Regions from separate parts of the Mus musculus genome. Here region 1 is linked to region 2. The links are chromatin loops, found by intact Hi-C in ENCODE. Cell type or tissue: gastrocnemius. All regions are shown on one strand. Each heading gives the region's core, and the rest is flanking DNA. Links, peaks and the distances in the headings are about the cores only.

What was found. Peaks named below come from ENCODE experiments on the same cell type or tissue, not always from the same donor. Only the 100,000 strongest peaks of a DNase experiment are listed, where the experiment ranks them.
Region 1: a loop joins it to region 2, with 8 times the contacts of the local background. A loop is called at or near these places in 16 of 42 quality-filtered maps.

What each region holds. Positions count from the first base shown.
Region 1 is chr6:45,322,400-45,325,327 of GRCm38, reverse strand. The region is part of intron 1 of Cntnap2 (contactin associated protein-like 2); the gene reads right to left. Among named protein-coding and RNA genes, the nearest start is that of Cntnap2, 260 kb to the right of the region's middle. In gastrocnemius, for the core only: a CTCF peak has its summit at 1,632 (motif pointing left); a DNase peak (open chromatin) is centred at 1,620.
Region 2 is chr6:46,959,926-46,962,853 of GRCm38, reverse strand. The region is part of intron 15 of Cntnap2 (contactin associated protein-like 2); the gene reads right to left. Among named protein-coding and RNA genes, the nearest start is that of Gm38801, 3.6 kb to the right of the region's middle. In gastrocnemius, for the core only: a CTCF peak has its summit at 1,372 (motif pointing right); a DNase peak (open chromatin) is centred at 1,373.

The DNA of each region.
Region 1 (2,928 bases), core at 259-2,758, 1.6 Mb after region 2:
TGTATTGTTTTGTTTTATCACATTCTGAACAACTGTCCCCTTTAACTGAGTGTTTTCTAAGGAGGAGGAGGAGCAGGAGAAGAATTTGAAGAGTTGCACGTTTAGAACACTCAAAAATGCCGTGGCATTCTTGTAAGACTGAAACTATTATCCACCTAAGTAGCTGAGAACTCTTTATCCACCATGTTCTTCTTTCCCAACTTAAAAAAACAAAAACAAAAACAAAACAAAATAACAAAAGTAAAAAAAAAAATGTGTTTCCAAGAGCATATAATGTGCTTTATTCAGATACTTTACTTTGTCTCAGGAAATCCTATACTTCTTTTTAATTTATTGACCTCTTTGTTTTACATTCCCTTTTTGAGACTTTGAGAATGTGTGAGAACTCCAAGCATTTGGAGAAATGCCACCCGACAGAGTGAAGAGGAATTCTAGCAGACATCTGAGGCTCTTCCTACCTCCTGCTCCACTCTCCTGATACCATTATGCATTTTCCATCATTCTTCTTCCTGAATCTCTCATGTGTAATTCATTGAAAAACTGTCATTTTAGAGACCCTTTCTAGCTGTGTACTGAAGAAACCCCCCCCAACCTTCTTCTATTACCATGTGACTACGTTTTAGTTTTTAAAAAATTACCTACATTGAAAATTGTTCTTTCTTCCCAACTAAGTCTGTTTTTGTCACTGTTAGAGTTCATTTTAGCTGGAATAAATCCTATTTCGTGGCCAATTTAAAACACTTGCGACTGTTAGGAGTCTAGAATCCTACCTGGCTAGGGCTAGCTATCATTCCAAACTATGAGGACAGTGGTTCTCAATCTAGGAGTCGTGATTCATTAAGGCTACTGAATGACCCACTCACAGAAGTCACCTGCAGCCACTGGAAATCACAGACAGGGATACTTTTACTATGATCCTTAACAGTATGAGTATTAACTTTATGTAGTATCAATGAAAATAATTTCATGACTGGGGCTCTCCATAACATAAGAAACTGTATAAAAGGGATATAACATTAGGAAGGTTGAGAACCACTGGACTAGGAAGCCATAAAGAGCTTTTATCTCTCAGCTTTATGATGTTATAGGAATGTGAAAGGAGCCACAGACAAATGACAGAATTTCCAACTCTGTAAGCACTGCTTCTGTGTCAGCTGGCTTTATCTGATGAGTTAATTTTAGGCAAGGCTTCCAAGGGACTTATAACTTCTTCATACAAGTAAGACATGGCTGCCTTAATATGAAGCTCAGAGAAATTGCTGAAATAACTTTTAAACTTCTATACCATGCATTTTTAGTACTTTGGGGGAAAAATGATACATACATCTTACAAGTAGAAAAGGGAACACATGCCAGGAGTAGGCAGTACTCAGAGAAGGCAGTCACATGTATACTATGAAGTAATCTAACCATAGCCTTGATATGATTCCCCTGGCCTGATTTCAATGAACTCAAGCAAGAAATCTCTACTCCAGAGATGCTTTAGCTTTTCGTTGAAGAAAGAAATAACAAAGCTAGGACAAAACAAAAACAAAAACAAAGCATGTGAACTATTAAAAAAAAAATGAAAAGAACTTTCAGGTTTAAAACAAAACAAAACCCACCAAGTGTACTGGAGCGCCCCCTGCTGGCTGAACTAAACTGCACCCAAGCTCTCCATGAAAGGCTGCAGGAAACACTTCAAATCTACCTTAAAACCTTCCATTTATGATAGTTTTAACCTTTGATTAATGTGTGTGAATCTTGGCATGACATATGTAGAATCATTATTATAAATTCTTGTACTAAAAATAAAAATATTGCTTTGATGGATTAAACAAAGTTTGAACCTATTTAAAGTGTACATCATGTTTTGTTGAATGTTGAAATTTTGAAATGGATAAATGAAACAAATTAGCACATGCATTATCCTACTTGCCTAGAATGTGTGTGTTCTATGAGAATAATTAAAGTCTATTAGAAAACATCAATTGTGTGCACTGTAATGGTTAATATTAACTATCATTTTGAAAGCATCTGGAGATGAACATCAGGATGTCTGTGAGTAACTTTCTAAATGGGCGCTGAAGTGTGAAGACACAATTTAGCTGCAAGGAACATTATGTCATAGAGCAGAGTTACAGACTGAGTAAGGAGAAGATGTGCTGAGTACTATTGTTCATCTCCCTCTGCTTCATGACTAGGGATGCAATTTGACAAGTTGCCTCAAGTTGTTCTGCCATGACATCTTCCCCATGATGGTCTGTACTTTCCAAGTGTGAGCCAAAATGTATTCTTCCTTCTATAGTTTTTTTTCAGGTATGTTGCTCAGTTGTACAGCAAGTTTCTTCAGCTTTAGTCTTTATGAAATATGATATAGGCTTATGTCCACAATGGCACTGTATATCCAAAGGTTCCTGTGCAACCCAGCACTGTTCACCCAATGAGAATCTGGAGTCAAACTACAGGTCATCAAAAAGTCACAAATCAAAAAGTGATGAGTAAAGAGAATGTGAGTGTGTATTTACATACACACAGGGGCATAAAACACACTCACTATATATTTACATATATAGTGCATAAATCAAACTTCAAAAGGAAATTCTGTCATTTGTGATAATATACATGAAGTAGGAAGACCTTGGAGTGACATTCGTTAGGCACAGAAACACCAATATCATATGATTTTGCTGTCACATAAAACTCTGTAAATCAAATACAGACAAGAAGAATATATGGTGGTTTTGTCAATCTAGGGGTCTGGAGTGATAGAGATGTTGGAGTATGAAAGAGTTTAAATCAGGCAAAAACTAATTTGAAAAACTGCCCATTGGGATTCCAATAATATTATTTCATACATTTATAAGTTTTGTCTTTCATGCCAAATTCAACAACTGATTTTTTTTTTTTTTGGTAAAAGTCAAATGTTTCAGATTTATTGCCATACAG
Region 2 (2,928 bases), core at 94-2,593:
AGCAGGAAACACAAAGCCCGCCCCCCAATCTCCCACTCCCCCCCCACACTTATTTCAGATAGCACACAAAACAGAAGTTTATTTGTTTTACGAGGTCTCTCTAGGGAGCACTGGAAGACCTAGAACTCCCTGTGTAGACAAGCTCAGCCTGGAGCGCACAGAGATCCATTTGCCTCTGCCTTTCAGGTGCCAGGATTAAAGGCATGTGTGCCACCAAACCCACATTACAAGGTCTGTTATTTTATGAAAATATAAAGTTATTTTGAGAATCTGTGATGCTTAATAACCCTAGCTATGTTCTTATAAAAATAGAAAAATTCACATTTAGAGTTTGATTCTTAGCAAGCAACATGTAAATTATTCTTAGCTTTATGTGATAGTCTTAAACAGAAAAGTTATCTGATACATGAAATGCTAAATTTTTAGAATTCTTCAAATATGTACATAAACAATCCAGGAAGAAATGGGCTGTTTTCAGGGGCTTTAGTCTTCCATATATGTAGCTGATAATGTGCTCTTGCATTTAGTACTGGTTGTTAAATATAAATTGAATGTGTACCTGGGAACTTTAATTTATAGATATCTCCTCTCAGAGAATATGGAGTGCCAACACTGCCCTCTTATTACTCAGAGTTTTATCGCTGGCTTGAAATTGACCAGCTAAATGACTGTCACGAGTAACACAGAATGCTGGAAAGCCGAGCGCTGACTTATTAGGGCATAAAATGTTGGAGGGATCATTGGGGTGTTTAATATCATGACTGGCTCCGCTTGTTTTCTCATCACATTTGATGGAAGAACCAGCCAAATCCAGCGAATGAAACGTTATTACACAAAACAGTGTCATTTCTATACATGTGGGCCCCTCTCATCGAGTATAGATCATTTCAGATCGTTTTGGAGGCACAGCTTACTCTTCTCCCACACAAGACACTCAGATGAATAAAATGTAAAAGACCTGTCGGCTCTCCAGTTGATAGAATGCCGGCTGAGATACTGAAATTAAGCCAGTGACATAATTTTAATGCAATTTTCTTCACATTAAGGCAACTATCCTTTTTCACCCCCCCCCCCCGGTCTAGCATATCGTATTAAAACATAAAGAAAAACTAGGGGGGGGGAATCAATTTTAAAGCATGCTGGGGAGAGAGTGACATTCAAGGTCTGAAAGCCACCAGAGACTGAAGAGGAGGAGAGAGATGTCCTGGGTAGTGAAGGGACACCCTGAATAGTGTGGTGCTTGGAGCCAGGTGTCTGCAGACCCTCTGCCTGCGAGCATTATGGAAAGACCTGCCTTTTGGGGATCTGGGTAAAGGAACACTCTAAGGCTTAGAGCCGCTTGCCTCCTCTGGACTTTGCTGAGCTGTCCACCAGGTGGCAGTAGGAAACCAGGTTTGTGCACATGTGAACCGCCTTAGCCTTGGGGAGAATTCCTGTGAAGAAACTAGTCTCCTGCGATTCTGTTTCTCAGTCGTGCGTTGTTGAAGCAAAAGAGAACTTTCAGATTAGTTTGTAAGAGAACATGCCATTTTGGAAACCCATGGACTGGTGACACCACAACCAAGGCCTCTCAGATAGCTAGCATTTGGGCTGGAGCACTCTCTCTCGTGTTCCAGTCCTGTTGGTACCAAGCCTGATATAACCGGTTCAGCTCTTGCCCATAGCCTCTCAGCTGCCATGGCCGTGGCTCTGCTTACCCTATCCATTGGTATTTAACTGGTTTCATAGTTTTCACCATCAGATGTTTCCCCATAAGCCCATTTCCCCATATGCATTAATCTTTACACGTACCCCCAAACTCTATTGCTTTATTTTATGGTTGGGAAAAATGACCTCCCCTCTGTGACCCCAGTTTCCTTGAGATATCTTTCTTCCTGACACCTGTCCTCTGAGGTTTAGTTTGGACATCAGATGTTCTGTGAGACTTTCCTATGAGCACCCCCTGACCCAATTAGAAGCCCACCTTGGAATAGCCTAGAACACTCAGATTAAGACACTGACTTCTTCACATGCTTGTTTATTGTTGTATCTGGATATCTCACATATCTTTAAGGAAATCCTGCTGTTTCATTCTTATTTTAGAGTATGTAGCATGCTTACAACAAAAACAGTCAATTACTAAATACATACCACATGTGTGCATAGTTTGCACCTCTAACATCCTACCCTATCTCTGAAACCAACCTTATTTTTGTTGTGGAAGAGTGCAACAAAATACCTATATAATGAGGGAAAGTCACATTACTTTGGGGATATATTTCTGTTTTTGTAAAGGAAGAAACCTGATGAGAGGGGCAGTTAGGACCCACAAATCTGAATGCTGTTCTCTCCCTTTCATTTCCATTTTATAATTGTCATCAGTAATATCAACAAGGGCATTCCTAGATAAAATATGCTTTGCATAGTGAAGGTTTAAAGTAAAGAGCTCTGGAATTACTACTGTTATCTAGGGGGGCATGGGTATATGGTTATTCATGATTATCATCCCAGCTTTTACCTAGTTCCTTGGGAATATGACACTAAAAGTTGATAATTTGGATTGGTTGAGTTTATCAATCAACCTGAGCTGGGGTAGGATGTAGGACAGGAAGCCCTGACATCTTAGCATCCTAACACAAGAGCTTGTTTCTTGAGACTGCTCCATGTCTACTGCAGTACAGCCTCTGCTGTTTTTACATGCTCAGTCTGAGTACAGGGTGGGGCTGACAGAATCTCAGTGATGACAGATGCAAAGGAAACTTGGTAAAGTGTATCCTAAAGGCTTTAGGTCCAGAGAGACATGTGCTATTTCTGCTTCTGCATCATAGACCAAAGCAAGTCACCTGGCCATAACCCCATTTTAGCTCAAGGAAGAGTGACATGTAACTCAATCCCATAATTATGGAAAGAAACCTAGAAATGGGTGAAGAAGATAACAAGTACTTAGTG